Regions from separate parts of the Homo sapiens genome. Here all the other regions are linked to region 1. Evidence: read pairs that join two places in POLR2A ChIA-PET (ENCODE). Cell type or tissue: A673. All regions are shown on one strand. Links, peaks and the distances in the headings refer to the core of each region. The heading gives the core; the rest is flanking DNA.

Region 1 (8,292 bases), core at 2,013-7,012:
CAATTTTACAGTTTATCTGGAGCTTATGCAGAGAGGGAAAACTTAGGGAGAAATATTTATATATTTTGGGTTTTACCCTAGGCAGGGAATAGAAAAATTCAGTAAACCACATTAATTTGACATAAATATGCAGTACCAACATTTATGACATAGTTGGTTTAGAGAGCACATAGTATATATAGTGCACAGTTTATATAGTATGTAACTGCTAGTTATTCAGAAACAGTATAATATTTTCTGCTGAAAGAAAATGATTACAGAAAAAAAAGATTGCTGAGCCTCCCAGTAGGTAGTGCACAAGATAGATGTCATTCAAAGTGATGTGCTTTCCAACAGCATGAGAGTTCTCAATAAACATATGTACACAATTTTGAAATTAGATTTCTTCCCCAAAATGTCCAAATCATATGTTAAACAAGAGACAAATGGAGATGTGAAAAACCTCACATGCTTTTGATTAGGACAAGATGCAGTCAGGCTGGCTGCTAGTTCTTTCCACTTGGATCCTTAATGTTGTAGGTAATTCTCCCCACCCGGCCACTGCAGCAGGAATCCAGTGCCTGTCAACTGCCGGACTGGCTGGTTTCCTGTGGAATCACAGGACCTGCTGAATCTTGAAGGCATCACGACTTTGCTGTCTACTACTGAGTTCTCCAAAGAGTACAAGTGGGTTTGGATATATCACATATTTACACCTTTTGCCATATATACATATACAAAGTTATTTATATATGTGTCCATGTGTTTATGCTCACACACATTTGTACTGTTGAGTATAAATACTCTAAAAATTTTCAAAGTTGTGACAATAAGATCAGGTGATGCTTGGGGTTGCTATAATTTTTATTAGACATCTGGAAGGTACGTCCTGCAATAGAAGTTTCTGCAATAAGGTGCTGACATTTACCTCAAAGTGCTGTTTATTTACTTCTTCATTTGGGACCTGGTATTGAAAGGGTCAGGGATGGCTCAGGGAAAAGGTCCAGTTATTTGAAATTCTTCTGGTTTATTTCGTTGGTGTTTGTTCAGCGTTTCAGTTTAATGAAGTTGTCCTTCCAACTCATTCCTTGAGCTCAGTGACTCCAGGCTTTTTTAGAAAGATTACAAGGCCAAATGCATATTGTATTATATGTCTCTGTCAATCCACAAGGCCTGTGGATCAGAAACGGGGAAGATAGAAGGCATATGGAAAATTGAATGTTTCCTCTAACTGTGTATGTGGATCTTCAATACACATCGGTGGGTCCATGTGGATGATACATATTTGTGTCTTACTATAAGCAGCTGGAAGGGATTAGAGTTTGTGATAAGGATCTGGTTGAATGCTTTCTTCTATTCTGAGAGATGTTTCTGTAGGTGTGTAAATACTGCTAGAAAGTAATTTAGAGAGAAAAGTAATCTATTCAATGGCAAGGGCCGTTAATTTTAAGTTCTAGATGCAAATGTTATAATTGCTTTATCTTTCATGGCATTAAATAAATGAATCACCATGTGGATTGATCTATCTCTCTCATTTACATGCATACACACACACACACATACACACACACACACACACATATGCAGGAATTTCTCCCTCCTTTCTCACTTATAGGTCTCAAGAATAACTGTAGAATGTGCTGGGAATACAACATCCCTGGCTGGCAGCAATAGCCTGGGCTCTGTTCTAGTTCCCCCTTAAAACAGGAAATCTTTCAGCACTGTAGCTGAGATAATCACATGACCCTAGAGTATAAAACCTAAGACAAAGCTGCTTTCAGCAGTAGTGAGAGTGGGGTAGTTTCAGATGAGACTCTTATCTCCCTCGGCAGCTTTCTTGAGCCTTGGAAGACTGGCTTACTGTAAATCCTAGGCCTCTGTTGTCCCTTGCTGCCTATCTGTGAGTGAAACCTACTTCATGCAACATGCTGTGTGTGAGTGTGTTCTGTCTTATGGGACTCAGGTAAGTGGGTAAGCAGGCACCGTGAACCTGCTACACAATATGCAATACATATAATGCACACACTCATGTAGATGTAAGCTTGGGCTGAGGTGAATACTGGAGATACAAGGAAGCATCCCATAGAAAAACCTAAGTATAAATCAAATAGATAAATAAAGCAAATAACTTTCTCCTTAACATGTCCCATATATATTATCTTCAAAAATTTTTGCAAGGTTTCAGAAGGAGCAACCAGAAGGAAGTACTCTCTTCTTGCGGGGGTCACTGCTTACAACACAACTGTGGAAAGTCAAATAATCTTCCAGGTACCTCGGTTTTCTCATCTATAACATGAGATACTTAAAATAGAGTATTTGTAAAAATCATTTCACCTTTAAAGTTTCATAATCTGTTTTATCCTGCACAGCATTCCTCCTCTTTATTCTTTCAGGGGGATATTAGCCTTCCTTGCCTTCCTGCTGAGAACTCTTCTTGCCTGGTCTAGTGCATCTCAATGTCACTGAACACAGGGTGGACATGGCACAGACTGGCAATGAGTTTTTCTTTTCCTGGTCTGGACACAAAAGCATGACTTTAGAAAACAATATATCTGAGGTTTAATATGGGCGCTGCAAAACAGAGCATAAGCCTCCTCTGAGAACGTGAGTGCAAAGGTTAGGGGAGTGTGGAGCTTCAGGGGATGTCTGCTGTGATGTGGGGAACGGTCTGCAGGATAAAGCGTCAAAAGCACTGGACCCGACACGGTCTTACAGGCTCTGCCTGGGCCACCAGACTGACTAGGCTGGGAGTACCCAGCCCAGGACCCTCACTGACTTGAGCCAATCTGTTTCTATTTTTGTTCCATTTTGTTTGAATGACTCTGTGACTTGAATTTGAAACACAGTGAGAAAGAATTTGATGTTCTCTTTTGGTTCCTGTTACTAAAAGAAATTTTGTGAATTTTATAATGTCTTTAGGTTAGAAGAAAAATACAAGTTGGTTGATTTCAATATTTACCTCGTGGAAGTTTATTTGAAAACTACCACATTTTATGGTAAATGTAGTCTCAACAATAAAAATAAAAGAAAGGTTGAGGAATTAATACTTATTTGATATATTAAATAAAATAGTGAATATTCTTTATCTCTAAATATTCTACAACTTCCAAGAAAGTCTATGTTTTTACATTTAAGTTGTCCAAATAGATCAAGCAATATGTTATCCTTTGGATTCTCTATTACTAATCTAAAGTTTAGAGAATAGTTTGGTGCTTTAGGAAAAAGTTGGTATTTTCATGACACCATTATTATTAGAGTAGAAAATATGAAATATAGAAGAAAACATTTATGATATTTAGAGCTCAACTGAACATAGTCACATGCCTGACAGTTGGCCTGATTTTCCCACCACTAGGATTTTTTTGGAGTGGGGGTGGAATGCACACCTCTCCTAGAATTCAGATTTGAGACGCAAAGGGAAGAAAAATGAGGCAGGAAGACATCTCACTATTTTAGGGATTTAAAATGAATTTTACCTTTTTTCATGATGTCAGAAGCAAGTTGATACTTTATACATATTTTCTCCTTTCTCACTGATTATTCCTATGTAAGGATACGTCTTAAAGCTGTAATGAAATGTATATTACAGGGATATGAATGAGAGTGATTAGATTATATGTAGAATGAATATCAAAAATCAATTCTTTTCTGAAGCACTCCATTGCCTGAGTTCTTCTATTTCAGCTTAATCGGCCATAGTGGGTTTATCCTGTAGCAGGAAAGAATTCATTCTCCTTTTTTTAATCTTGGATTAAATCTATTTTCTGCAAGACAGCCTATATCAGGTTAGATGGCCCTGAAATAAATTATTCCCACAGGTAAAATTAATAGACACTAGAAGAAAAAGAATAATTTTACTATAATTTTGGGGAAATGACCACTATTGTTACTATTGAAGGAAAGGTGATGCAGGATTGAGATACACATGCACACATACATGCATGCATGTACATACATGATCACAGGTACATATGCACACAAACATGTACACACATATGCACACACATATATTCACATATACGCACATATGCTCACACACTCAAACTGACTCAGGCACACACACACATACACACACGAATATTTCTTTAACTCCTTGAGTCCCTTAAATATTAATATCATAACTATAAGAATATTTTAATATTTACCTGGCATTTTGCTTGGTAAATTCCCATTATAAAATAAAAATTTACAAATAAAATGTGAAACAAATTCTGTGATTTTACATTTGTATATAAATATGATCCACAAAAAGATCAGAGATTATAGAGGACCATGCTTTTAGAAGATAAAGAAAGATGGGAATCAAAGTATTTTGAAGCTACCAAAGACACGGAGGGAGTGAAATTACCTAGACACATTTTTTAATATGTATTCTGAATCACCAAGATATTTACCAGCTGAAAGTCACCAAGTCAGCCCAGCCCACACCGAAGGCAGCAGAAACACGTGGTGAGCAGAACCTAAGCCAAGCTACTAAATTCTGAGTGGTTTCTTATATAGCAACAGATAAATGGAACATATGGAAAAGCAAATTTTAACAATCAAGCAGGTGTGAACTTCGTCATTCAGAATAGATGGGGTGACATCTGCCAGCCCAAGGGGAATCTCCAACACCTGCCCACTGCCAGTGTTTTCATTTGTGGCTCCTGGGGCTTTTGGAGTCCCAAAAGAGGCAGGACTAGTATCTTTTCTCCTTAACGCTTTCAGACTTTCCTCTAGGAGCACCAGGTAACGTGTGCAAAACAAAACAAATCAAAACAAACAAACAAAAAAATCAAAGCTGTTATCTTAGCTATATCACTGTTAATCTTTCTAAAGGGAGAAAAACTAAACAACAAACCGTTCAGTAAAACAAATAACATGCTCCAGCCTATGTCTGTGTTAAAGGAGGGCTAGAAGGAGAAGCTAGGGAGTTGTTCAGCATTCCTAACAGATGAGTAGGTTTTGGGGAAATGGACTTGCCACTGCATAGCTCTCTTTATCCACAATTTAGCGAAGGGAAGGGAAGGGGAAGGGGAAGGAGAAGGGGAACGGGAAGGGAGAAGGGAGAAGGATGGAGCGTGGGGGGAAGGAAGGACAAGGGAGGAAGGAAGGAAGGAAGGTAGGTGAAGGGAAGGAAGGAAGGAAGGAAGGAAGGAAGGAAGGAAGGTAGGTGAAGGGAAGGAAGGAAGGAAGGAAGGAAGGAAGGAAGGGAGGTAGGTGAAGGGAAGGAAGGAAGGAAGGAAGGAAGGTGAAGGAAGGAAGGAAGGCATGCAGGCAGTATAAATGGCTATATAAAGTTTATGTGTATGACTATGTTTGGATGACAGAAACACCAATGTGAGTAAGGACTTAGACATTGTCAGAGTAGAGTTTCATAAATTATTGCAATCATGACCGTGATATACATATAATATAGATGTACATACAGGCAATTTTCTGTAAATAGCCAGATAGCAAACATTTTAGGCTTTACAGAGCATACGGTCTCTGTCACAGCTACTCAACCAGGCCATTCTAGAGCATGAGTTGCCATAGATAGCAGACACATGAGTAGGTATGGCTATGTTTCAATAACACTTTATTTACAAACACAGAGAGTGGGCAGAATCTATCCCTCGGGCCATAATTGGCAGATTCCTTTTCTAGTTAACTACGTCGGTACAGTGTATAATGACCACGATGCACGCTTTGTTAATTGGCATTCACACATGATACTCCTCAGCAGACAACTTCCAATTAAATAAAACAGCAAAATCATGCATTTTGTTTAATATTATGCAATTGTTTTACATACAACCATGTACCTCTTAACGCTCTTCAAAAAATGGGCCACAAAATCCTTTTAGGTGAAAGTTCATTCATCTAGCTGAGTCCTCTCAGTCCTCCATTGATATCCTGTAACTTAAATACAGAGATATAAAGTTAATTATTATTAATATATTTTATTTTAAATTGTATAAAAATGAAAGAAAGGAATAAAAGGAAAGAGTTGGTTAATATATACACAAATCAACATAAGGAAATATATATATATATATATATATTTTGAGATGGAGTCTCACTCTGTTGCTAGGCTGGAGTGCAGTGGTGAGATCTTGGCTCACGGCAACCTCTGACTCCTTGGTTCAAGCAATTCTCCTGTCTCAGCCTCCTGAGTAGCTGGGATTACAGGCACGCGCCACCACACCCAGCTAATTTTTGTATTTTTAGTAGAGAATGGGTTTCACCATGTTGGCCAGGATGGTCTCAATCTCCTGACCCTGTGATTCGCCCTCCCCAGCGTTCCAAAGTGCTGGGATTACAGGCACAAGCCACTGCATCTGGCCAGGAAAAATATATTCAACACTGTTCAAGTCCTTCTTTCTGCCACTGCTCACATGATCATAGTTGATAATGGTAACTTGCTTCTTCCACAGCCCCTTTCATATTCTCTTTTCTCCTGGAAAGCACCATAGCTAACTGTGGCTCCCTGCCTTGTAGAATGGCTGGTTTCTTCATTTTAGAAGGTTCTACACCGTTAGGAGGCCTGCCTGTATTGAGTTGTAGCATTGTATTGAAAAATTAAACAACAGCCGGTTTTATAGAACATGGAAGTAATGACAAGCACCCCAGGTGATTTCATAATTTCAAACACACATCTACTTATCCTCTTTGGATATAAACCCAGCATTTCCTTGACCATAGGAAGGAATTATTGGTTAATTGAGCAGCATTGACCAGCACTTCCTTGACGACCTCTACTACTCTAGTAGAGGAACACTCTTCTTGGCCTGTTGCTTCACTGGCATGAGATCCCAAAGGGGCCTGGTGTCCATCTGCTATGGGCTAAATTGCATCTACTCCAAACTAATATGTTGAAGCTCTTACCTCCAGCATGATGGTATTTGGAATAAGGATGTAATTAAGGGTAAATTAGGTTATAATGGTGGAGCTCTGATCTGATAAGATTAGCGTTCTCATAAGAAGAAACACCGAATCTCTCTCTCTCTTAACATCTCTGTCTCTCTATCTCTCTGTCCCCCTGCACTATGTGAGGACACAGGGAGAAGCTGGCCATCCATCAGCCAGGAGAGAGCTGTCACCAGAGATTAAATCAGCAAGAACTCTGACCTTGGACTTCCAGCCTCTAGAACTGTGAGAAATACTTGTCTGTTGCTTAAGGCACGTTGTCTGTGGTTTGTTATGGAAACCCAAGCTAAGAGCCTGTCTTAAATCCCAGGTTAATGACAGTATCACAATCCCATACCTCTTTTGGGGACCAGAAGATCCCAATATCACAGGAAGAAGAAGCAAAATGTCTTGCCAGTGAATCGCTAGGAGCAATAATGAGATAAATCACTCCCATTTTCACCCCTTCAATCTTGGACCCATGGATTCTAGCTTTGGAAAAAACTAATATATTGGTCATTGATCTAGAGTGTACAGCACATCCTGAAAAATATTATTCCGGTTCTAGGAGGCATTGCCACCAAGACAGAAGCATCACTTAATCTTCACAAAGAAACATACACTATAGTTTGGGTATTTGACCTCTCCAAGCCTCGTGTTGAAATTTGATGGAACAAATGTTGGAGGTGGGGCCTAATTAGAAGTGTTAGGGATCAAGATCCCTCATGAATGACTGGGTGCTGTCCTCATGATAATGAGTGAATTTTCACTCTGTTAATTCCTGCAAGAGTTCTCCTGAGAGCTGGTTGTTGAAAAGAGCCTGGTGCCTTCCTCCCATCTCTTTCCTCCTCTCTCACCATTGAAGCTTTACCTCCTTTGCCTTCCACCAGGACTGGGAGCAGCCTGAGGCCCCCACCAGATACAGGTGCCGGCACCATGCTACTTGCCAGCCTGCAGGACCATGAGCCAAATAAACCTTTTAAAAAATAATAATAATTTACCCAGTCTCAGCTATTCCTTTATAGCAACAAAAATGAACAACAACAGCATCCCATCAGATCTCTCAGGCCAGCTGCTTCTGGGTGATGGGTAACATGCACATGCCAATGAATTTCATGAGAATGAGCCCAACAGTATAATATACTTTCCCAAAGAAAAATAAAGCACGTATTTGAAAATGCCATATACCTCATTTTACATTTCTACATTATCATATTAATACGAGCTCCCTATGAGACATCAGGAAATTCTGGAAAAGCACCATGAAATAATTTGAAATTTAGTTATGAAAATTGGTATTTTATTCCCTTCAGTTGGAGGTTAAATAGATATCTAGTATACAAACAACTTCTCTTTGACATATAGCTTAGGTTTAACAGTTCATCCTTAGGCCCATTATGGGATTCTCAACTATTCCACAATTCATAATACCATCATATTCTG
Region 2 (8,292 bases), core at 2,186-7,185, 98 kb after region 1:
AATACCCAGGGGCATGAGGGCGTGGTCAAAATTCCATAGACTCTTGAATCTACTATAAAAGCACACTAACTTAGATTACTTAAGTGGAAAATTATTTTGAATAATGTTTCAATTATAGAATACTGTAAGGATTTACACATTTATAATTTCAAGTACAGATAATCATACTGTGATATTTGTCATTGAGTTACGGTAATGTGATCAAGCTTCTACAAAAGGTGGATTAATTTCATCTTCAGCAGGCAATGCTGACTTTCTGATCGAAGTAAAATAGCTCTTCTAACATACGCATCTGCTTTGGTGGCATAAGCCTAGAAATTATCCTTTCCTGAGTCACCAGTAATTAAAAATAGTAGAGAATATTCGGCCAAAAATAAATAGGAGGAGAATGAAAAATAATGTCTATGTGCAAATATGGTGTAGACCAAAATTGTTTTGGAGAAAAACATAAGGGATGCTTATCTAATATAAGTCTTAACACACTTCCAGGCAAGAAAGGTAATTGTAATTGGAGAGTTAAGACATCTGAATTACTGCTAGAAAGCTCATTCTGCTAAAAGTTGCATATCTAGGGGTTTACTAATATGCCAAAATTATCTTTATCATTAAGTAAGAGATGTAACAAAGAAGAAATGACGTTCAGAACTTAATACTAGCAAGCATGGTGTTTTGAAAAACATGAAAAATGTATAAAGTAAAATAGCAAGAATACACTATACCACTTTCAAGATACATAGCAGCAATTGAACAATGTTTAAATTGATTTTTCAACAAATTTGTCACAATTCTCATTTTAATGGATTTACAGTTTTTCATCTTAAGTGTGCGCCATATTTTTTCTAATCAGTTCTGTTATTTACTGCCTTATATAGCTTAATGCTTTATACATCAGCTTCTGTGCTTTGTATTTTATTGAATACGTACATGGAAAATTAATCCATGATCTTCTAATTGCCAAGTAAAAAAAGTCATGCGTCACTCTTCATACAATTGATTTCTCTGACTCATTTGACAATGTTGAGTATTTAATGACACTCTCTTCTCTTTACATAATAACTCTTACTCATCGTATGTCTTGGAATAACTTTCAGATTCGTATTTACTATCTTCTTCTCTGCCCATTTCATTAATGTTAATAATGTCAGTATCCTATCCTCAGTTCTTCTACTCTTATTAAATAAATTCAGTTTATACTTTGAGTCACTACCATAATCCAGAAAAGCAAAAATTAGTCAAACGTGCAGGAAAATAATGCAGTACATGCCATTATAAATGTGTCTAGGATGATAAAAATGCTGAGAAGTGTCGATAGGGTGGCATCTATCAAGGGCAGTGAAGGCAGGTGGGAGGCATCACGGCCCGTCTTAAGATCTTATTCGTGGGACAGTGAATGCATCTGTGCCTTGGAGACTAGCACAGCCGTCTCAACAGTGAGGAAGCTCAGCCCACAGTGAACTGTGCTCTATTTACTGTACTTCCCACAGTTCAGTGTCCAAACTGAGCACTGTTGCCGTGAAGATGTCAGGGTGAACGAGGAGCCCTGTGATCTCCTGAGGTTCAAGAGAGACTTCAGAAGGTATGGAGCAGCCATTTCAGAAATGGTGGATTATATTTTATTTTCTTGTATTTTACTTATATTTTGGTTAATACTTTAACCAAACCTTTTTTGTACTACCGTACACCCAGTGTTTTTGCAGTAGAGGATGTTGTAGCCAAAACTTGGACCCTTAAAAACAGACCCAAGATAGCCTACACCTCTGGTGTTAACAGCAGCTCTTGGGTAGGGCAGGGTGGCTCACGCCTGTAATCCCAGCACTTTGGGAGGCCAAGGGGGGCAGACCACTTGAGGTCAGGGGTTCAAGACCAGCCTGGCCAACATGGTGAAACCCTGTCTCTACAAAAAATACAAAAATTAGCTGGATGTAGTGGCAGGTGCCTTTAATCCTGGCTACTTGGGAGGCTGAGGCACGAGAATTACTTGAACCTGGGAGGTGGAGGTTGCAGTGAGTCAAGATTGATCACGCCACTGCACTCCAGCTTGGCGACACAGCAAGAATCTGTCAAAAAAAAAAAAAAAAAAAAAAAAAGAACAGCAGCTCTCATACATATAATAGAATTCTTTAACAGTAAAATATCTTCTATATTTCAATAGATGTATTTTGCTCTAGAAATTATGAAATGATATCATAAGATAACCCTGTTTAGTTTGATCAACAAGATTTTGTCTATAGAAACTAGTAATATTTCTAGGAAACCTCTAAATATTTGGAACTGTAACAACACATTTCTAAATATTCTATGAAAAAAGGAAAAATATATTGGAAATTTGCAGAAGTCTTACTAGAAAAGATATCCTCCAGTAATTGGGATTGGCATGTTTTTTCAATTTAAATCAAACACAATAAGAACTCCAGAGGAATTCCACTTAGAAATAAAATAGCACATTTCAAAATCACCCATGCTTCAAATAGAAAATCACAAGAGAAATTAGGATATATTTTGAACTGAATAAAAGTGAAAACAGAGTATGGTAGTATTTGTGATATTCACCTGAAGTATTTCTCACAAGGAAATTGATTATCTTAAATAGCAGCATGTAGAAAAAGAAAGGTTTTCTGAAACTTAATGAAACAAAACAAAACACAATGAAAAATTAACAAAGCAGAAATTGTTTCTTTGAGATTAAGTTGTCAGAACTCTAGTAAGATTATTCAGAGAAAGAGAGAAAATAGCTGCATAAGAATAGCTATATTTATAAACATACCTAAATTCAGCTATTCTCTCTGTATTTATACTGTGTAATATAAATATAGTATAAAAACAGCTATTCCCATGCAGGTATTCTTACTATAAAATAGAATTCACAACAAAATCTTTGTCAAGGGAAACACCAGGATAAGATAGGTTCACTATTAAATTCATAAGATATTTTATGTAGAAATAATAACAATTCCAGAAGCTTTTTAAAAAAAACATAGGACAAAATGTTCCCTAACTCATTTCATAGGAGCAAATAACCTTGATACCAAAACCTGGCACAAGATATCAAAAGAATATACTTGAAGATTTAAATAATATAAAAACATAATCAAAATATTAAGAAATTAAGTAAAACAATATTTAAAAGTAAAATACACCACAAGCAAGTAGGATTTATCCTGGGAATGCAAAGTTCGTTCAGTAGCAAAAATCAATCAATGTAATTCACTACAGAACAGAATAAGAAGAAAATATATAATCACCTTATAGATGCAAAAAGTGCATTTGACTAAATTATGCATCTATCCATGAAAAACTGTCAAAAACACAATGAAACTGTCTTAATCTGATTAAGGCCATGTTAAAAAAAAAACTATAGCTAACAAAATAATTCATGTGAATGACCAAATGTCTTTCTTCTAAGATCAAAAAAAAAAAAAAAGAAAGAAAAAAAAGGAAAGTAAGTCTGCTCTACATACTTGTAGCCAATACTTCACTGGAGCTCCTAGCCAGTGGAAAAAAGCAAGAAAAATAAGAAAGATTTAAAATGAAGAACTAAAATAGCCTCTTTTTATAGATTATATTATTGTTCCTATATAAAATCCTAAGTAATCAAAAATTGATCTGCCAAAATTAATTAATAAATTTAGCAAGGGTTTAGGTGGCAAGCCCTTTGGAAAAAATAAATTAGAATTCTAAATATATTCAAACAACTAGAAAATATAATTTTAAGTGGTTTATGCCATAAAATACCAAGAAATATAATTAACAAAATTATGGATAACATCTATGATGAAAAACATAATGTTGAGAGAAATAAAAGACTATCCAAATATAAATATACAGTATGGCAATGGTATCAATAGGACATCAATTCTTACCCAAATTTATTTATACAGTAAATGCATTTTTAATCCATATCCTGACAGATATTTCTGCCACAGAAACTGATAAGCTCATTCTAAAATGTAAGTAGATATCAAAGAATCTAGAAAAGCAAAAATAATTTTGAAAAATGAAGTTGAAAGAGTTACACTATATTATTTCCAGACTTACTATAAAGCAACAATAACCAAGATATTTCAGAGTTAGTATAAATTTAAACATATAGATCAGTGGAACAGAAAAAAAGTCAGAAATAGACCCATACATATATGGTCAATGAATTTTTTACAATGACAAAAATACGTTTCAATGGAAAAAGATAAATTATTCAACAAATGGTGTCTTAACACTTGTATGAAAAAGAAAAGCAACCTCTATCTCACACTATGAAATTTATTTGAAGTGGATTAGAGAGACCTTATTGTAACAGCTAAAATTATAATACTTCTTAAGACATAGATGGAACACAAAAAGCATAAAACATACATTTTTTTAGAAAGGATAAATTAAACATCATAAAAAGTAAAACCATCTGCCTTTCTAAAGACAGCATTAAGGAAATAAAATTAGAAACCACAGACATGGAGGAAAAATATACATTTATCTAGCACATACAAATGATTTTTACAATAAGAATTAATAACACAAACAAGCCAAAAGGACTTAAGTAGGTACTACTTCACAACAGAATGGTCAATAAATACATTAGAAGAGGTTCAACATCATTGGTGATCAGAAAACTGCAAATTAAAACCATAATGAATGAGATACCAGTTTATAACAAATATAATATCTAAAATTAAAAGACTAACAATACTTTTAGTGAAAATGCATAGCCACTGCAGACCTCCTATGCTGCTGTTGGTGAATTTAAAATTATGGCCACACAATCCCACACATGGATACCTACTCAAAATAAATAAAACTTATTTCTAGAAAAAGACTTGTACGTGGCAAGACTTGTACATAACCCCAAATCAAAAACAACCCAATGGTTCAGGTACAAGCAAATGAATTTAAAAATTGCAGCATATTCATATAACTGAGAGCTACTTAGCAATGAGAAAGGACTAACACACAACCTGGATGAATCTCAAAAACATGCTGAGTAAGAGAAGCCAGAAATAAAAAAAACGCAACAGCGTGCATCCATCTATTTGACGTTGTGGAGCAGCTGAACTGAGCAATTGTGATAGAAAGATGAGTGAGTGGGGTTGGAGGAAACCTGGGATGACTCTTATGGACAATGATGATGCTCCTGTCAGCACACACTTAAAATGTTTCCTTTTTGTTGTATGTAAATTATACCTCAATATAGATGACAAAAAAAAATAAAATAGAGCATTCCATTTTAAATGACAGCACCATGAACATGGTGAACACTCAGTTTTTGAGCTGTTTTACGACCAATGAGCTCATTTTACTCTACAGGAAGTTTCAGTTGTGTGACTATAAGGAATAATTAAAGGCATCACAGAATTTTAACACCCTGTGTGTTTTTAAAAATTGAATACAATTTATAGATGTGGTTAAATGTAAGCTTCCTGTCGCCTTGCTACTTTGAGGATTTGGGAACTCTTGAAACCGGCTAAAAGAAGAACAAATAAAAGGCCATGGAAATTATAATGTTCTGACCAAATGCCCCCCAAAAAATTAAAAAAAAATAAATTTAAGAGAGCACGGCAGGTTTTGGAATAGATTTGTTACTGGATTTGTCAGATCCAAGAGAAGATTCTTGGATCTCATGAAGGAAGGAATTCAGGGTGATTCACAAAGTGCAGTGAAAAAACTGGGTTTATTAAAAGTTATTTTATTATAGAGTAGGGCACCCTCGGAAAGCAAGAGGAGAAACCACCAGGCTTTGTTTTAAGTTTTCCTTATATAGGGGTCTTGTCTATGTAAAGACTAAGCTAAGCTGTATCTACGTGCAGGTAAGCAGGCATCCTGACACATTTATTGCTGTATTGATTTAAAGAAAACTAGCCTTGACCGTCTAGTGTGTGAGTACATCAAAGCATAACTATTATTATCTTCAAAACATATATTGTTATGGGTATTGGGACATCTGGACTCTCTGTTGTTGTAGGAGTGTGTCCTTGCAGGTACCTTTAAGCTGTTTCCTTTAATACAAACATCCCATGAATATGGGTCATGACCGGCAAGGCATGCGTTTTGCTAGTCTCAGAATGGAACTAAACTAAAAAGGCATTACATTGTCCCTCCTTGGCTCCTGCTTCCCTGACAAATTGACCATCATTAGAATGTCTGGAGTGTGGCAAGTGATGGGTTAACCACCAGTACTATAGACATTATTCTAAGGAGTCCAGAGTCTATATATGAGGCACACATAGTTTAACATAGATAAGATGCATCCAACAAATATTTCTTTTTCTTCTTTTTTTTTTTTTTTTTTTTTTTGAGATGGAGTCTTGCTCTGTCGCCCAGGCTGGAGTGCAGTGGCGCGATCTCGGCTCACTGCCAGCTCCGCCTCCCGGGTTCACGCCATTCTCCTGTCTCAGCCTCCCGAGAAGCTGGGACTACAGGCACCCGCCACCGCGCCTGGCTAATTTTTTTTTTTTTGTATTTTTAGTAGAGACGGGGTTTCATCGTGTTAGCCAGGATGGTCTCGATCTCCTGACCTTGTGATCCACCCGCCTCGGCCTCCCAAAGTGCTGGGATTACAGGAGTGAGCCACCGCACCCGGCCTCAAATATTTCTTAATTACAAAAAAATTACAGTTGAGTGGGGGATTACATATGTTAAAAGAATTTACATAAAGCTGGAAAACACTGACATCTGCTCTTTTTGCTCAAAGTACTTCAAGAGTACCCAGGATGTAATTAGACAAACATATGTATACAGTAAGAAAAAAATACGTTATTAAAACAATTGAGACTAGGCTGTGTCAGAAATAAAATGTTTAAACACTCAAGTGATCTAGGTATCTCTCTGCAGAAAGATAAATTATGTTGCAGTAATATTTTAAAGAGAGGAATTTTTAGTTTCTGCAAAGACACAGAAAAATAAATGTTTATTTACAGGAATTTTGTTCAATTATGCATTCCAGTTTTCTAAACCTGAAAATGCCTTAGAATGTGTGAAAGGAAAGCCACCTGTCATACTTCTATAAGCAAAAATCCAAAACATATGATTTCTAATGATGTAGGCATATGGCCTTTAAAAGTTATAAAATTCACTTGCGTTGAAAATGATTTTTTAAATTGCAAAGTCTCTATCCAGATTATAGCCGGATACTCAATCCTTTTCTGCAACTAAGGACTCATTATCATTATTTCATGGAGAGGTGTTTATGTTTTGTGGAGATTCCTGTGAGCTTCTACCTCTGCTGGTGTCTTGGGGTTCTCTCTTGGGGGCTCAGAATTCCCTGCACTCCATCCCTCAGCCACGTGAATGACACAGATTTTCCCTGTTTCTGCCAGTCAGAAACCTTTGCTTATGCTCTTCTCTTGGTCTGAAATGCTGTCCCCCTACTCCCACCTGCTAAATCCTCCTTGCTCTGAAGTCTGAGAAGCCTTCTCTGACCCCAGTTCCTCCCTAGGAATTCCCCCTCCAGCTGTGTTACAACTATCTCTTTGCTGTACTCTCTTTCCTACTGGATTCCATAAGGGCAGAGCCTGAGTTCTGTTCATCATTCATCACCAAGAACTAGCAAAGGGCCTGGAATAAAGTAACAGGTAGCACTTGTCAGATAAATCAATCAATGAAGGTGGGACAGCAGCAGCTACTTTGCTTCTTTTTTTTTTGTTTGTTTTACTTTTCTTTTTTTTAATTAATTAATTTATTTTTTATTATTATTATACTTTAAGTTTTAGGGTACATGTGCACAATGTGCAGGTTAGTTACATATGTATATATGTGCCATGCTGGTGCGCTGCACCCACTAACTTCTTTTTCTTCCTGAGCTTTCATTTTGTGGTGGTAGCTGTTGCTCTGTGAGGCGGGTGGAAGTCCTTCCAAGGCCTGAAATGGATTCTGTAATCTTTCATGGTATGTTCTCGATTTCTACTCCAGGTGTGAGAGAGGACTTCTTCTCACATTCACAAACCTCTCTTAGCTGATTTAGCTTGGTTACTTGGAATAAGAATTTCACAGTTCATGGAACATAATGAAACATGTCCTGTGCTGGCAGAAGTGATTTTGTGTCAAAAGGAACTAATTTTTAACCTACCTACATCATTACCTACATCTATTAAGCTGAACAATTTCAATTATTTTTGATGGGCTCAGTTTCTCACTTATGAAATGAGGGATTGAAAGATATGATCTTAGTGGTTCTGAATAATACATAGCTCTCAGATAAAATTACCAAGGCTCTCACAGCATATATACTCAGAAATATGTGATGCAAATGTGTGGTTTAAAATATATTGTGCATTCTGTAAATTAAATCTTATGAATCAATTGTAT
Region 3 (8,292 bases), core at 2,186-7,185, 1.8 Mb before region 1:
TTAACTGCAAGAATCTATGAGATAGGGAAAAAAGAGGAAATGTTACTGCTATTAACAAATAATTATATGGCTTTTTAAAATGAATATATGCATTGTATTTACATATGAATTCCATCAAAATAATCTGGGGACACATAAAAAGTCAAAGAAAGTACTGAGATGGCTGAGTCACATCTTCATGCTGCTTTTCAACTCAATTTAGTTCTGTACTGGAGGAAATAACCAATAAGTGATAAAATTAACACATTTTCCAATGTCCTTTTAGTTTGAATATGAAATATTAAATTTAATTAACTTGTTGAAAAATAACCATAAGGCCATAATATTAAATTTTACATATTAGAATTATATGTCCAAATGACTAACTAAAATATTATTAGTGCTACTACAGGACCTATTTATTCTATAGCTTTGGGCCCAGTTGACCAAAACACATAATGAATCTGGAACTGTGCCAATTAGTTGTTACTCAACAAATACTTGATTGATAAATGGTTAAATTTCTAATGTGAAAAGTCGCTTCTACTTATCCCCCTGGGAACACACTGGGTGTGTTTTTACTTAGATATAAAAGGAGTGGTTTCTGTAGCCTAATTCAAATTTAAAAGTTTGGAAAAAACTGCATAAACATAAAAGAAAGAAAGAAATTCAAAACAAGCAGAAAGAAGATAATAAAAATAAGAGCAGAAACCACTGAAATTGAAAATAACAAAATAATCGAGAAAAATCATTAAAACCAAATGGTTATTCTTAAAAAAAAACTCATAAAACTCTAGAAAGACAAAGACAAAAAGACAGAAAATGCAAATCACTAATATTAGTAAAAATAAAATATCCCACAGACCCTGCAGCCAGCCCTTAAAAAGATAAGAAAGGAATGTAACAAAAAGTTTTACACTTACAAATTTGGCAACTTAGGAGAAATAAGCTAACTGCTTGAAAACAATAGACTCCCCAAACTCAACCTGAAAGAGAGCACCTGAATAGTCCTATAACCACTAACGAAGTTTTATTTGTAATTACAATATTCCTAGTAAATCTCAGATCCAGATGGCATCACTGAAAATTTTTTACCAAATATTTAAATAAGAGTTTACACTACTCTTAGAAAATCTCTTCCAGAGAATACAGAGGACCGCATTCTGGTTTGTTTTGTTTGTTTGCTTGTTTGTTTTTATATTCAAATTGCTGTGATCTGAAAGAAGAGCTCTCTTCACAATTCACTTTATGAGGTCGGCATTTTCTTGATAATAAAAATAGGGAAAGATGGTACCAAAAAAAGAAAAAATCCCCCTACAGACCAATATCATTCATGAGCTGAGATACAAAACTCCTCCACAGAATACTAACAAATCAAACCCAGAAACGTACAGCAAGAATTACACACCATGACCAAGTAGGGTGTATTCCAGGAATGCACGGCTCACTCAACATTTGAAATCCATTAATGTAATTCACCTGTCAACAGGTCAAAAAGAAGAAAGACCACATGATCACATCAGTTAATATGCACATACACAAATGGCAAAATCTAACATCCATTCGTGATAACGAATAACTCCCAGGAAGTTAGGAATAGATGGGAACTACTGAAATTCCATAAAGAGTGATTTAAAAATACCTACAGCTAACACCATGGTTACCAAAAGAGTGAACTCCTTCCCCCAATATCAGGCACAAGGCAAGGACATCCATGTTCACCCTTTGTGATTCAACATCATACAGGAAGTTTGGCTACCACAGTAGAGTAAGAAGACAAAAATAAAATGTGTACCTAAGAAAAGGAAGAAACTAAGTGTTCCTATTTGCAGGTGGCATGACTGCTTATGCAGAACATCCCGGGGAATCTTTGAAAAAGAAAAACTATTTTAAAGACCCTCCTAGAATCCACCCAGTAATTTACCAACGTCACAGAATACAAGACCAGCACATAAAAATCAGTCTCATGTCTATGTACTCACAATAAGCATATAAAAATTAAAACTGAAAATTTTGTTTAAAATTGCTCCAAAGATAATGAAATCCTTAGGTATAAATGGAACATGTCCAAGATCTGTATGCTGAACATTACAAAATACAAGAGACAGAAACCGAGGAAGACATAAACAAGTGAAGAGATCTGTTGTGTTCCTCTATGGGAAGACTCAGCATAGTAATGGTGCCAATTCCCCCAAATTTGTATATGAGTTTCATGCAAATTTTATCAAAACCTCAGCAAGATTTTCTGTAGACATGAACAACATATTCTCAAATTTATATAGATAGACACAAGCACTAGAATAGCTAAGACAACCATGAAGAAAATAATGAGGGGACCCTCCACCCCACATGAAGGATTACTATAGAGTGACAATAATCCAGAAAGTACTGTATTGGTGAAGGGATAGACATATAAATAAATGGAATCAAAGAGAGAATTCACAATTAGATCTACATAAATATACCACATTTATTGGTATATTTTGCACAAAGATGCCAAAGCCTAGCTTTTTCGACAAATGGTGCTGGAACAACTGAACACAGGCAAAATAAAAGTGTCAACCTAAGTCTCACATCTGATACAAGAATCAATTCAGTGGATCACAGAGTTAAACATTAAGTATAAAATTTGTAAAATAAATGGGAAAAAAATCTTTGGAGTCTAGGATGAGGCAAAGAGTTCTTAGATTTAACATCAAAATTATAATCCACAAAAGGGTGCATTTTGTAACTTAGATTTCATCAAAATTAAAAGTTTTGTTCTGCAAAAGACCCTGTTAAGAGGATGATAAGACAAACTACAGCCTGGGAGAATATTTTCAAACTACATAAAAAAGTCAAGGAAAAGTATCTAGAATGTACTATGAACTCTCAAAACTCAAAAATAAGAAACAATCAAATAAGAAAATAAGCAAAAGTATTTGAACAGATATTTCACTGAAGACATACAGATGACACGTGATCACAGGAAAAGATGTTTAACTTCATCAGCCATCAGAAAAAAAATGCATACTAAAATCAAAATGAGATGTCACTACGCTACATACCTGTCAGAATGGCTTTAGGAGTAGTGACAGGATAAAATACTGGCAAGAGTGGAAAGAAACGGGTCTCACATACATTGTGGTAGGAATGTAAAATGGTACAGCCACTCCAAAAAATAATTTAGTAGTTTCTCGTAAAAATAAGCATGTAATTAACATATAACTCAGCAATTGCATTGTCGCGTATTTATCCCTAAAAATTAAATACTTATTCACAAGAAAACCTACACAAATGTTTATGTCATCTTTATTCCTGACAGCAAAAACTAGAAACAACTCAAATGTCCTTCAACAGGTAAATAAAATAAGCTTCATGCATATTATGAAATACTTTACAGCAGTAAAAAGGTGCTAAATTTTAATACATCCAACAATTGAGGTAAATCTTCAGATAATTCTGCTGAGTGAAATAAAACGCTCATTCCAAAAGGTTACATACAGTCTGATTCCACTTATTTAACATTCTTCAATTAGTATGATTATAGAAACAGAAAACATGTTAGGAGCAAACAGGGTTAAAGACAGGAGGAGGTTCTGGGGCGGGGGAGAAAACAGCAACTCAAAGGGTCCCTGTGGTGAAGGGATGTTCTGTACCTTGATCGTGGTGGTGGGTACACAAACTTACACCTGTAATAAATTACACACACACACACATACACACACACATGAATGAGTACAAGCGCAAGTAAAACTGAAGAAATCTGAACAAGATTGGTGGATTGTATTAATGTGGATATACTATGATGATATTATATTATGGTTTTGCTCAATGTTATCATTGAAAGAATCTCAGTAAAGGACACACGGGATCTTTGTATTATTTCTTATATATGCATGTAAATCTATGTTCTCTTGAAATAAAAGTATAATTGAAAAAACAATTTGAAAAGTATATTTCGATAGATTCAAACATCTTCAGTAGAAACAAACGGCAGTTCTGAATGAATACATTAGCTACCTGGCAGCTATTGAAATCGTGCTCCTGCAGGACATAGCACTGCCGTGATGCGGTCTGCACCCTGTGTAATTTCCACTTGGCTACGTGACAACTTGGGTTGAGGATATGCTCACAGTTTGGACAAATGACTGTATTATGTCTCATTAAGGATCATAAATACCAATCAACCTAATCACAAAAGTGCTGTTTCAGTGTTCAGACAGCTCTTTAATCTGGACGAAGGTGACAAAGATGAGTAATTTTATTATCTTAATCACTGCATTTACTACTGTGGAGAAGAGAAACACAGCCCTTCTGTTGTTCTGAATAAGCCATATCCAAAATTTTGCTTCTGAGATTTCTTTAATAAGAAAGAGAGAGAAGGAAAGAAGGAAGGAAGGAAGGAAGGAAGGAAGGAAGGAAGGAAGGAAGGAAGGAAGGATGCAAGAAAGGAAGGAAGGGAGGGAGGGAGGGAAAGGAGAGAGGAGGGAAGGAGGAGAGGTAAGGGGAGGGGAAAGGAGAAAGAAAACTGAGATAAACAGGTAGCACAACGTCGTAGGAAATAGCTCAGGAAATACCAGCTCAGGCATGGTATTTGAGCTGGTCTGGGTTTGAATTCTATTTCTGCAAGTCTCTGGACTTTGGAGAAGTTAATGTCTCTAAGAGGTTTCTTCATCTATAAAATAAGAACAGTAGTCAGCCCTATTTTGCAGAGTTGGACAAAATATGATGAATCTAAGGTTTTTAAGACACAGCCGTTGGCCAATAACGGATAGTTATTATTAATTTATGAACAATAATCCATGTACTTTTCTTTACTTTACACTCAGATTTAATCTAATCCGTATTTATTGTTATAAGGATGCATTATTTCTAATGTGTTTCCTGCTAAGTGTCTCTGTGATTGGCAATCACATACCCATTGTAGACTCTGAAAAATTTAAGAAATAGACATGAAGAGAAAAATAGTTGCTTTACTGCTACTAAAAAATATTTTAAAGAAAACAGATTAGATCTACTCTGAAATGGGATTCTTATTACCATCTCTACTCCAAGTCCAGACCTCCACAGGGGAGAAACAGGTCTCTGAGAAAATTGTTACACAGCCAGTTATGACAATCTCTTCTCCTCAATTCCTTAAATCAAGAACTAAGAAAAATTAGGCCCTAGAATTACCTCTAAAGGACATACTTAGGTAAGCAAAGAAGAGACCAATCTGATAGCCTGGAAGAGAGGAAATCAAAAAGTCAAGAAAACTTGGGTACTTCTGCTCACATCATTCTTCAGATTTCTACACACATAAGAGCAATTAATCAATGACGGCTTAAGAGGTTCTCTGCAAAATATTCCCAGGATGATCTCCTCTAACCAGTGACCACTAAAGGAGCAAAAGATTGTTTTATTTGTATATGTTGTGTAGAAGAGGGCTTTGTTTTAGAAAGCCTGGGTTTTGCCTTTGAGATGCTACTTTTGAAAGTTAAAGAGAACTGGTAGAAGAGACAGAAGGTCCTGATGTGTCCAGCAGGATCTTTCTGTTCCTACATATCTTCCCCTCTAAGTATCTACCTATAGGACACTGCTTTTACCATGGCTAACTTCTCTTTATCTTCCTATCTTCTTTGTTTTAATTCTATGTTTTTTCTCTTCTGTCTTTTATTGTTTCTCTGAGTATATTCTTTTTCATAGAAAAAAATGTTGGCCATTTGAAGACATTGGGCTCAATCACAAGAGTTCTGTCTGGAAAATTAAAGAAATGCAATGAATGCATTGTGACACGTCTTCAAGCTCCTTGTCTCTTACTTGGCAGTTTTCTTTGTTGCTGGGTATTTGTGGACTTCACTTTGCAAGAACGTCTCCCTGGATACTTCTAGTTTAACTGTTGTTTTAGTAGCATAGGAGACTTGGCAGGATGGATACTGGATAATTCATATATTTCATCAATTGCTGTGAAACAAACACCTTGGAAGTTTAGTAGCTTAGAAAATCTCATTAGTTTGGGATTCTGTGGGTCAGTAGCTGGAACTGGGCTCAGCTGGGTGACTCTTCTGCTAATATCCATGGAGTCACCTCTGTAGCTACAGTTTTCTGGTTGACTTCATTCACGTGTCTGGTAGGTGATGTTGGCAGGTGCCTGAGCCATATTTCTTCAGCAGACTACCCTGTGCTTCCTTTTATAGAGGAAAAGGAGTCCCTAGGATCAAGAGACAGAATTCCCCAGTGAGAAAGCTCATTTTCAGCACCTGCTTGCATTATAATTGCTAATGTTTCATTGGCCAAATAAAGTTACATGTCTAAGCCCAGAGTCTATATGACCAGGACTGTCCAAGTATATAAATCCAGGGAGGTATCCAACAGGGACTAACACTGCTAAAATTTACAACAGGCCACCCTCAATGCCAATGATTCATGTCTCTAACCTACAAAACATACTCATCTCCTCCCAAGATGCCAAGATTTATCCAGTCACTGAATCAGGCGCCAAATCCACAACCATGTGGCTTGCATGAGGTTCAGATGTTAATGAGATTCTTCAAGTGCAACTTCTCAGGTGGAGTTCCTCCTGATTGCATTAAGACAAAGACTAGATAACTGCAACAGGCATGCCTACTTTAAAAGGTGGGGATTGAGAAGGGCAAAGCAGTCACTAGACCACAGTAATCATGAAACCCAACAAGCCACACCTTGCCAGTTCCCCAGCAAAAGGAGCATATTTCTTGACAAGGGTCGATGTTTGCTACCTGAGAGTAGCACCTCAGTGCACTGTTCTCCATGGCTCTCTGCTCTGCTTTCTGACCTCTTGGCTCTATCCTGTAAGACATCTTTCTTTTTCTAAAAAGGAGTTGTTTGCAGCTGAGCAGCTTTCTCAGCCTAAAACCTCCTTATAGAAAGTTAGAAATGCAGGGTCTTTTAAAAAATTTCTGAACAGTCACAATCCTTTTGGTGTACACTGACACAATTTCTTTAAAAACTTTGTGGCTTCCTGATGTATCTTATTGAAGTTCATTCCATGACAAAAAGCCTATATCCTAATTCTTTTTGAGAAAGATCTTTTTCTATGTTGAGCATGTCTTGACACTTTAAACAACTCCTTTAATATTTTTAGAAGTCTGTTTGTCTAACTTTTCTTTACATCTTTTTTAAACATTTTTTAAAGGGGCTGTGTAGCCACACATTTGATTTGATCATGACTTGAGATCATTTCTTACTTTGAGAATCTTTTATTTTCCCACTGGCAGGTACTGAGTTCTTTATGTTTTCTCTAAAGTTTGCTGGAAAACTAGAGTTTCTTCCTTAGTCATCTTTCTCTTGTAGTACTTTATCCTACATCTACACGCATCCAACAAAATCTATCAACATCCTACTTAAATATAACTCTTTAGCTCTAATCAACAAGACCATTAGGGGCTTTTTCCCCTCAGAATATGGGAGACAACATTTTGTTAATTCTCATAACACTACACACATGTCACTGTTTTCCCAACCTTCTGTAGAAGTTTCTTTATTTTTTTTCCTTCCTTTAGTCATCACTCAGTTCCAAAGCCAATACCACACATTTAGGTTTGGTTACAACACAATCCAACTTCAAAGTAGCAGTTACTTTTTAAAATTTATTTATTTATTTATTCCTGGATAACAAATCATTCTAAAAATGATTGTCCGAAAACAACTATTTATGAGCCCATAATTCTGTGGATTGGTAGTTTGGGCTGGGCTCAGCTGGATGGTTTTTCTCCAACTTGCATCTTGATTTACTCATATAGGTGCAGTCATCTGATGGCTCAGCTGGAGCTGCTGGTCTGAGACATCCTCAGTCGCTTCTCTGACAGCTGGTTTTGTCTCCAGTGAACAAGTCCTGGCTTCTTCACATAGAGGAAAACAGCCCAGCAACACAAGAGAGTAAGACCAGCTATGCAAATGTTTGTCAAGAATTTGCTTTCTTCAATTGTGTTCATCTCCCATTGGCCAAAGCAAGTCACATGGAGTCAATATGGTGGCAGAGAAGAGGCCCACAGGGGTGTGGATGCAGGGAGGGATGACCTTGAAGGGAAACCATTATAATAATCTGCCACAATGTTTTAGGAATGCTAATATGATAATAACATCACTCTTTATTGAATATTGTGTTAGAACCCTGACAAGTTCTTTACGTTTAATCTTGCTTAAATTCCATAACAACATTATTGGGAAGGTAACCACTTCAAAGATGAGGAAAAAAAGCTGAAGATGTCCAGTGGCAGGATACAGAAGAAACTAGTGGCAAAGTCAGGCCTCCAACTAAGGTCTGTCTGACAAAGTCTATGTTTTTAAGCACCGTGTTACACTGCCTCCTCA

What was found. ChIA-PET counts read pairs that join two places held together with the same protein. Peaks named below come from ENCODE experiments on the same cell type or tissue, not always from the same donor. Only the 100,000 strongest peaks of a DNase experiment are listed, where the experiment ranks them.
Region 2: POLR2A ChIA-PET joins it to region 1 with 6 read pairs; 2 of 35 experiments call an interaction of 5 or more read pairs at or near these places.
Region 3: POLR2A ChIA-PET joins it to region 1 with 31 read pairs; 1 of 35 experiments calls an interaction of 5 or more read pairs at or near these places.

The regions. Positions count from the first base shown.
Region 1 is chr10:4,687,090-4,695,381 of GRCh38, forward strand. LOC105376373 (a long non-coding RNA gene) reads left to right here. Exons shown (of 4, transcript XR_001747338.2): 4 at 2,158-2,220. Among named protein-coding and RNA genes, the nearest start is that of MANCR, 13 kb to the left of the region's middle. In A673, for the core only: no CTCF peak of the experiment used is centred there; a DNase peak (open chromatin) is centred at 4,982; H3K27ac peaks cover 2,099 bases.
Region 2 is chr10:4,785,185-4,793,476 of GRCh38, forward strand. No RefSeq gene overlaps it. Among named protein-coding and RNA genes, the nearest start is that of AKR1E2, 37 kb to the right of the region's middle. In A673, for the core only: no CTCF peak of the experiment used is centred there; DNase peaks (open chromatin) are centred at 5,017 and 5,297; H3K27ac peaks cover 568 bases.
Region 3 is chr10:2,852,651-2,860,942 of GRCh38, forward strand. No RefSeq gene overlaps it. Among named protein-coding and RNA genes, the nearest start is that of PFKP-DT, 210 kb to the right of the region's middle. In A673, for the core only: no CTCF peak of the experiment used is centred there; DNase peaks (open chromatin) are centred at 4,191 and 4,531; H3K4me3 peaks cover 328 bases; H3K27ac peaks cover 2,651 bases.